Linked DNA regions of Homo sapiens: region 1 is linked to region 2. A link is an interaction called in ENCODE POLR2A ChIA-PET data of the cell type or tissue named here. Cell type or tissue: PC-9. All regions are shown on one strand.

What was found. Peaks named below come from ENCODE experiments on the same cell type or tissue, not always from the same donor. Only the 100,000 strongest peaks of a DNase experiment are listed, where the experiment ranks them.
Region 1: POLR2A ChIA-PET joins it to region 2 with 6 read pairs; 1 of 35 experiments calls an interaction of 5 or more read pairs at or near these places.

Annotation. Positions count from the first base shown.
Region 1 is chr5:105,388,257-105,393,256 of GRCh38, forward strand. LOC105379110 (a long non-coding RNA gene) reads right to left here and starts at 4,714. Exons shown (of 3, transcript XR_948650.3): 1 at 4,505-4,714. RefSeq lists an enhancer at 3,442-4,271. In PC-9, no CTCF peak of the experiment used is centred here; a DNase peak (open chromatin) is centred at 4,775; H3K4me3 peaks cover 1,543 bases.
Region 2 is chr5:106,091,264-106,096,263 of GRCh38, forward strand. No RefSeq gene overlaps it. Among named protein-coding and RNA genes, the nearest start is that of LINC01950, 920 kb to the right of the region's middle. In PC-9, no CTCF peak of the experiment used is centred here; a DNase peak (open chromatin) is centred at 3,058.

The DNA.
Region 1 (5,000 bases), 700 kb before region 2:
TCCTTCTCTACATTTTTCTTATGGAGACAAGCGAAACAAATTTTGTTTCTTTGAATAACTTCTGAAAAATTTGTTAAATCAATGTAATCAGAAAAAAAGTTTTAAAAAAATTTTCTATTCCTTCTATTTAATACTCTTCTGGAGGTCCTAACCAGTACAGTAAGGTGAGAAATAAAAACAAAATATAATGATGAGAAATAAATAAATATTCATGACTGATGTGATGTTATATGTAAAACAATATAAAATAACTCACAGATCATGCATTCAAATTAGTAAGAGTATAGTCATGTTTACAAGAAAGGTATAGTAACCCCAAAAGTTTGCAACCTATTGCCTGTGCTCATGGTGCAGAGACTATGCTTCCAGTAAATAAGGAAGATAACCCAGTCAAATATCCTTGTAAAAATATTGACAGACCTCCTGGCAATCAAACAAATAGTGTTTTCTTAGAGCAGAACGACTGTGGCAGTATAAACCTAGCCTGTCCACAGATACTTATAAAATCTATAGGTGACATAGATTTTATAGACAGTCACATAAATCAGGACTCAGCGAGCTTTTTTCTGTAAGGTAGCTACATAGTAAACAGCTCAGGCTTGCAGGTCACATGAAATCTCTTTTACATATTTTTTTTTCTCTCTTCTTTTTGACAATAATTTTAAAAGCCATTCTTAGCTTACCAGCTATACAAAATCATGGTAAGCTGAATTTGACCATTGGTCATAACCTGTCAATCCTTATACAGATTATTAGAAAAAAAATTGAAGATGTGTCATGTCCAAAATGACTCTTCTATGAAAATTATGCATCTGTATATATTACATAGAAACTCCATGTTAACCTGGGCAAGAATACCTGTTACTGCAGCCCAAAATGAAACTTTAAGCTGTGTTGGTGAACCCAGACCTCCTCTACTGTGCATTGTAATCAATTAAATCCTGGCAACAATTAGGAAGGCTTGATACAGGGGAAGCTCTCTGGTTTGTGTGCATCTGATTGACAATTTGAATGTTTGGAATATCATATAGGCAAAATATAATAAATAATTATATTCTTCTCATGAGGAGTAAAATAGCAGAAAACAGAATTAGTTTCACACCTTAAACAAACAAAAACTCAGACAAATTATATTTTTAAAAAATGGCTCTCAGACGTTGGTTGGCAGGAAGCATGAGGGAGGACTCCATCAGCAAAAGGGAACAATGAGTAGAGCCCAATGATTAGGTCAGCACCTTGCCTGGAGAGTGTTTCAGGCTAGAGTAGAGTGCATGAGAACTCAATAGAGCCTGGTTGTCTCCCTGATTCCAGGAGATGAAGTTAGGGAGCCCAGGGTGTCTAGAATTCCTGAAAAAGTTAAGTCTACAAGAAAGACACCTTAAATACATGAACTCAAGATAAATATAAGAGAATACAAAAACTATGCCATGTTAACACTACTCAAGAAAAATCTGAAATCATATAATAAAACAAAACAAAATAAATTTGAGAGAATAAATGTTACCAGAGATAAAGCAGGTCATTTCAAATAATACAGGAGTCCACTAAAACTAAATATGTAAATGCAAATGAACCTATCATAAAACTAAATATGTAAATGCAAATGAACCTATCATGAAGCATTATAAAACAAAAATGATACAAATAAAGTAGAAATAGACACATTTACAATGACAGTTGAAGATTCCAATACCACTTTTTGATAACTGATAGAATAAGGCAGAAAACCCGTAAAAATCTGGAAGATGAGTAACATCATCAACCACTGACCTAATGGTAATTATGGAACACTCTATCCTACACCAAAACAAAGGGTACTAATGTTCCAAGTGCACCTGGAACATTTTCCAAGGTAGACCACATCTAGTCCCAAAAAATAAGTCATAGTGAATTTGCAATTAGTAAAATAACACAGAGCTTGTCCACTGATAACAAAAATAAATTAATAATTAGTAAAAGAAATATATCAAAAGTACCAAAATATTTTAAAATTAAAAAACACTTTTCTGAATCAACTATGGACCAAAGAAGAAATCACAAGAAACATTTTAAAATATTTTGAAAAAAACTGCAATTACGATGTGTTCAAAATTGTGGGTTGCAGCTAGGAAAAAAAGAGCATTTCCCAATTTATGAACTAAGTTTCCCACAGTAATAAGCTAAAAAAATAAAGAAATTTTACACTAGCAGAAGAAAGAAAATAATTTTTAAAATGCAAAAATTAATAAAATAGAAAAAGAATCACAATAGGATTAATAAAACCAAAAGGTCATTGTTTGAAAAGATCAATATATTTGATAAATTTCCTACCTGAATTATCAGGAAAAGAAAAACAGAGAAATAACAAGGTAATATTATCAAGAATGATAAAGGAAGATATTACTAGAGATCCTAAGAGCATTTAAAGTATAATAAGGAAATATTATAAAGAATTCTTTGGTAATATATATCACAATTTAACGAAATGAACACATTTTTTGAAAGCACAGACTACTGAAGTTTGCTGAACAAGAGATAACTTGAACAGTCATAAATCTATAACAAGTTGAATTCATAGTGAAAAAATTTCCATAAAAGATACCCAAGGCCCAGATGGTTTAACGGGGAAATTTTCTGAAACATTTAATGAGAAATGATACCAATTCAAAACAAGCTCTTTTAGAAAATAGAGAAGAAGCAAACACAATGGGTGAGGCTAGAATTACTGTGATACCAAAACTAGACAAAGTTATTACAAGTAAAACAAAACAGAACAAACGAAAAAACTGCAGACCAACATCTTTCATGAATATATGCAAAAATTTCAAGCAAAATGTTTGTAAGTCAAATCTGAAAATACATAAATATATACTATATTGTCACGCAATGGATTTTATCCTGGAAATACGAATTTGATACAACATTTTGATATCAATTAATTTAATTCACCATATTAACAAATTAAAAATAAAGGAAAGAAGCATTTGATCGCCTCTATAGATGTAGACATTTTTTTGGCACAATTCAACTCTAATAATAATAAAAAGAGTTGCGTAAAACAGGAATAAAGATAATTTCTTCAACCTAACAAAAGACATTGATGAAAATTCTACAGCTGATGTCAAAACAATGGTAAAACTGTGATTATTCTCATCCTAAAATCAATAAGAAGGCAAAGCTGTTGACTCTTATACTGTCTTCTCAACATTTAACCAAAAGCCTTAGTTAGTGCAGTAAGATGAGAAAAATAAGTACAAACTGATACTCTTTATTTTCAGAAAACACATAATTGTCCATGTAGATAATTCTAATGCAACTCTAAAAGCGAACAAAACAAAACAAAAACTATTAAAACCAACAATTGAGTTTAGCAATGTTAGAGGATAAAGTCAATAGAGAAAAATTAGTTCTATTTTAAATATGCAGAAATTGAAAATTTTAAAAATTATAGAATTTTAAATACCATCAGTAGACATTAGGAATTTAAAAGTAAATTTGAGTGACACTATGAATGACCTATCCCCTGAAATCTACAGAACATTTCTAAGAGAATTTAAAGACAAAAATCAATGCAGAGATATACCATGTTCTTTGATTGGAAAAATCAATAGGTGTAATATGTCAATTTTATATAATATTTTGATTGTGATTACATGCATTTGATGTATATACACCCGTGAATCCAACACCATAATCAGAATTAACCTGTCAACACCAAAAGCTTCCTACTTCTTATTGTCACAGGATCTTTCACATGTCACTTCACCAGCTGGAAACCTCTGTGGCTGGCAGTGCCTCTGCTTAAGTTTACTTGCACCCGCTGGGCTCGTTCCGCCCACTTGGCCCACCAGGTTGCCTCAGTTTGTACTACTGGCCCGGATCCCTTGCCCTTCAAAGGCGTACCAGGCATGGAGCAGCAAGGGGTGTATGAGCGAACAAAGCGGTGTATGAGCGAGTGAGTGCGCTGTTTGGCCAGAGCTCACAGCCAGGCATGTTGGCAGCTGTGGAGGGCCAGACACCTCCAGGTGCCAGCACAGGTGCCGGCCCTGTGCGAGACTGTGGCTGGACTAGGCATACCCCAAGTAGATTCTGCTGCGGGTGCCAGCATCTAGACAGAGGGAATGCGGTGGTGTTTAAAAACTCAGTGACACCAGCAACCGTGAAGCCCCCAGGGCTGGAGAGGGCATACTACAGCTCTCATTCCTGCCGCCCATATATCACCGAATGGTGGGGGTAGGGGAGATGTATTTTCAGCTTGTTGAGCCCTGCAGCCTCGCTCCAGCCGAGGGCTCCCAGGCTGGCCTGGTCCCGCCAGTACTTCCTGTCGTGTGGAGCAGCTACCTGACATTGGCGGAGGGTAGGAGGGCTATATATAGTATTACAATTCTGGCTCGGGGATTCCCGAGGTCTGGGCCCCTAGAAGGATTGCTGCTCTTTACTCCTCCAGTTTGGCAAATGCGAGCAGGTCACTACCTACAGCTCAGCGCGCTCGTCAGGAACATGTTATAGCTCCTTTAGCTCCTACCTGCAGCTTGGCGATCCGGCCAGGAAAGCGTTACAGCCCTTTTTGCACCCGCTGTTCTGTGGGTCCCGGGTTTATGTCCAGGAAGAATGAAGTTGCACGGTCAACTGAAGGGTGAGCACGGTGGAGAAGAGTTTTACTGAGTAACAAAACAGCTCTCAGCAGCGAGAAAAAGCTGAAGACGGTAGCTCCTAACGCAGCCTGGTAGTCGACAGCTGTGGCCGAGTCCAGGGGTTTTTATATGCTCAGAATGAAGGACGTGCATGCTGATTGGTCCATGGGTGGGCTCTGAAAGAAGAACCATTTGATTGGCTGAAAGGCATCAGGAAGTTCTCACTTCCGGTTGTGGATTCTACCTGGAACTGGCAGCCCGGTTTTCAGGCTTTTCAGGCTTTGGCTTGAAAGTTGGATTTCACCAGGGACCCACCCTGATCTGCCTAGGAATTTGTCTGCCTCCTGCCACTATCACTATTATAAAACATCCCTTCCTCCAATTACA
Region 2 (5,000 bases):
GAGGTGATAACTGATTGTGGTTTAAATTTGATGATGGTTAATAATAATATGTTATATCTTTCAAAATAGCTAAAAGAGTAGATTTTAAATGTTCTCACCACAAAAAATCATACTTATTTGAGGTGATAAAGATACTAACTAGCCTGGTTTGTTCATTCCACAATGTACACATGTATAGAAACATCACAATTTTTATTTGTCAATTAAAAGTAAGACAAAAAATATTCTAACAAACAAAAAATAAATGGAAAGTCAGGACTTGCTGTAGAGAGGTGGGATGGGAGTACAGAGAAATATAAAATGGCTAATGAATAAAGGTCTCAGAGAAGGTAGGAGAAATTACAACCATGAACTGAAAGTGCTCTTTAACCGGGTTTGATATTTTCTAATAAGAATTGAGAATATTTATTTGAAATATTTGCTCAAGTCTGAAGACTAATTCATCTCTGTGACTTCAGATGCTTTCATCATAGTGTGAAATACTCATTCCGGGTCACTAAAAGAGCCAAACAAATAACCAAGTAAATGCAAACTATTATTTTTATCCAATAGAAATTGGTATTTAATCTCCTGAACACTGCTGACCTCTTCCCTAAATTTCTTCTTATAGTCTTATGACTCAGTAAGTTAGATGAGTAGCTAAGTTAATTGATTCATATAAGAATTGTGTAAATAAATTTCTGCAGTGAAAAAAAAATTGATGAAAGTCCTCTTGATCAACATCCCCAGTCCTAATGCTGCTCTTATTCCTAAGAAGAAACTACTTTTCTGAACTTGGTTTGAATTTTTTCTTGCTTTTTTTGTTGTACATGAAAACCTATCAAAGTACTCAAACCATAAATATTGTATTTTAATATTAATATATTAATTTAATATAAATATTGTATGAGGGTGGGAAGTTGCTATTATTTTTAATGTAAAAGTAACATTGTGGAATCATCTATATATTTATTATAATATCTTAGAGAGTTTCCCATATATCTACTTCCTTATTTAAGTAGTTTAGGCTTAATTTAGATATATATTACTATGGTTTATTTAGTTATCTCCTTTATGATTTTTTCTGTTAGTTTGATTTTTATTTGTTTGTTTTAGAGCTGAAATAAACATTATTGCATACGGCTCTTGGGACCTGTTTGAGGTCATTCTCTTTGTCTTTTTATAAAACATAAGAAATATTTTGTACTCTAATAATTGACATATTTTGATTAACTGGAAACTGCTAATCTGGAGTTTTGTAGATCCAATCCTGTGCAAAGCCGGGGTGAGGATTCACAAGATGAGACATTAACAAGAGAGTGTCAAAGTGGTACAGAAAAAGGGAGCACAAGCCCCATGGTGACTTCAGCTGACAGACTGATTTGTGGGCATTTTAGGGATCATTCTTGAAACTCCCAGTAACTGAGGACCTGTTAACAATGACTAATTTGTGCCAGTGAAGTTAGCATGAGCTTGGTTGACCACAGAATCAGTATAAAAATAAACTGTAAAAATTAGAAGTAGAAGGTAACCAATATCTGCTAAATGCTGGGACATGTGAGATTTACTTATCTTTGAAATGCAGGTTGAATATTAGAAGATGTTTTAGGGATAAAGGCTTTAAACCAAGAAAAGTCAGAAATCCCAAGAAGTCACTGAAGACCTTAAACTTTTTTTTTTTAACATGTAAAAAAAGGGTTCCATTAAAATTATAGTAACCTCTTACTTCTTCTTTTTTTAATTCTTTTTCTTTTTTTTTCTTGAGATAGGTTCTCACTCTGTTACCTAGGCTGCAGTGCAGTTGTATGATCATAGCTCAACTGCAGTCTTGAACTCCTGGGCTCAGCTGATCGCCCCAACTCAGCTTCTCATTACTTCTATGCTTTCTAAATGAATCCTATCAAATTCATGTTTTCTCTTAAATAATAATAAAACCTTAAATTTAAGTTTGATATTTAATGACTGTATAACTCTTTGTGGAGACAAGCAATCAAGGAAATCAGATAGGGAAGTTCAGAGATTCATTAAGGATTATCTGCAATGACTCACTTGGGACCCAGAACTTGCCCTTCCTTCAAGGGAAAGGATCTGTCCAAATGCAACCTGCCCATGGGAGCTGAAAACCCCTAATGTCTGCTGTGTCAAGCAGATGACATTTACTTGCAGTCTCTTCAAAACTGGCAAGTAGGCTCAGCTTGATTCAGATGAGACCCGAAGAATTTATTCTCTGAGGATGAGCCTGTTCTCACTCTTGCCTCATAACAAAGTGTGAGCAGTTTGTACAGAGAGAGAGTCCCATTGCTAAGAGACAGTCCCATATCTTGTGTCTGTTTCTGCATCAGACAATGAATGCTCCTTCATTATTTGCCACCAGCTGACCCTTCTGCCTGGCAGTTCTAGCCTATGCCAAATAACCTGGACGCATGTTTAAAGCAATATGTTAAAGTTGCTCTCATAAATTATTATTGATGCTAGCATTTCATTTACTTTCTACATTCAGGAAATATTAATCACCGTTTACTTTCTTACAAATTTCTAAATTCGAATTTACTTTGAAATGTTAAGATATATTTATGATGTTCTTTTTATAAGTAGTTTTTCTTTCATAGGCAATATTTATCCATCCATCCATAAATTTCTCTGTTCAGTAAGCCATGAAAATACTTGGGACTTACTTTTATGGAAATACACTAAAGCACTTATCACATAGACAAGAAAGCAAGGAAATTGCTACATACTTTAAGGGTGTGTGTGTGTGTGTGTGTGTGTGTGTGTGTGTGTGTGTGTGGTGAGTGATATGGTGGTCTATTTGGGAATGAGGGAGATGTGGTATGCATGGAAAGCTATAAGGAAAAGTTTAGACTATTCATATAGTTAAAACTCGACTGTTTATTCCAGGTTTTGTTGACTGCTGCATTATGTGAAAGCATTGTCTTCTTGAAAATGAACAGCCTATGAGCCAGTTTATGAATTGCATATATTCAAGCCAACACCAATTACAAGGAAAACAGACTAGCCTGTCTTTCTCCCGTGTGCTGCTTTTACTTAAACAGTCATTCAGGTGGAAAGATGCCAGCCTTCCTGCCCTGGGGCTTGTTTCATGCACTCACAGATGTCTGGCTCAGATTACAAACATATACAATGGCACTGATGCCAGGCTCAGCCTGGGGATTTCACCGACATCAGAGTGAAACACGAAAGTTTCAATGATCAACTGAAACACGTCAAGGATGGCCTTTGCAAATTTTAAAATAGATCTCCTTACTATCAACTTTCCTAAAAGGAACCTTCATTAAAAGATCTATATATCACTATAGGATATTTTGGTAGGACAAAAATGCCAAGGGGTGGCAGAAGAATGATTGGTAATGACAATAGGCAGAACACTCTATTAACCTGACATTGATGGGGAATGATCTGTACGCACATGTTAATTTTACAGATAAGTGAAGCTTAACTTTTCAAGCACTGAAGCTAACCATTTTAATAGAAATATTTCTAAAACACATTACACACATTTATGGCTTCTAAAGTGGAATGAATTTAGTGTAGTTTTTCCTATCCATTAAAAGTCAAAGTAACTATCTATATGAATGCTGATCTATTCTGTAATATGATGACATCAGATGGAATCTGTGGCCTGGAGAGCTAGAGAAAGGGCTATACACAAATACTTCTCAGTTTTTTTTTTTTTTTTTTATTCTCAACCAGTCAGTTGTAACTTTTACAATTGTCTGTATTCCTACCCAGAGATCTTCAAGCCCTATTCTAAACTTACTTTTTCCATATTTGCTGAATCATGAGAAACTAGATAACTATCCTTATTAGAAAAGATAAAATAAGAGTTAAGATAATTAACAAAAGTCTGTATTTCTCTGAGAGTACACTGTGAGTTAGCTATTCACTCATGTATTCACATAATACATGTTTATTATGTTCACAACCTCTAGGTGTTGAAAATACAAAGAATAAAATGACATGTGTCCTCAAGAAAGGGAAATCTGGACCAAAAAATTAAAGAAAATAAAATATGACATGTCAATTATTGAAATTCTATTATGGGTCATGAACCTTAGATGAAACCACAAAATCTTTTAAACAAAATAAAGCAACTAATATTTTTCTCATTTAATAGACAAAAGGAAACTTAAGTTTTAATAATTTCCTCAATGTCGTAAGTGGCATAATCAACATTTGAAACTTTGTCTCTCTGCATTTAAAAGGTACTAAGTTTCCCATATACTATGCTCTTTCCCAAGTGCCATTTCCATCCTATTTCTCCCCACCTACCTTCTGAAACACACAAGGAGTGTGCAAAGTGGTGCCAAAGAGGTGAGATAACTTGCACTAAGCTGTGATACTTATGAGAACCTATCCACACTTCTTTCTTTTACTATTGTGCTGACTTGCTGCCGCTTATAAATCTAAGCTTTAATTCAATAGCTTTTCCTTTGTACATCTGCTGTTATCGATAGCTAAATTTTATAGAATTAAGACAGCCAAAAAACTGAAATCAAGATAAGAGAGATGGCTGACTTTTGTGGGGCAATCTTCTTCCCAATTGGTTGATTATTATTAACTTTGCGAAGGCCAAAAAAGAACAAGCATACAGTGGCAACACAGTGGACAGAAGGAAAGCAGCGGGGTCAATAAATACTAGGTACATCGTGCATGCAATCAAGCTTGTAAAGGATCTGGACCAAGCCATATGGATGGTGAGGAGTTAACTCTAATCATGGTGTTTCGCGGAGGTTCCTGTGGTGAGCTGCTCTGCCCAGAAATACACCGCAAGGCAGCAGAGAAGGAGAAGAACCCCAGTGTCAGGGACAACTACCTGGGTATTTAAGGAAAAAAAAATAGACCCTTACTTGCTGATTTAGGGACTACAAAAAAAAAAGTCAGGAACTGAGACTAGATATTTTCAACTATGAAACATGCTTCTGTGTACACTGTTTCCATTTTTCTTCAGGTTTAGCTTGCTTACTATTCGTGTAGTAAATGTTGCTTTTTTGTTGTTTTAT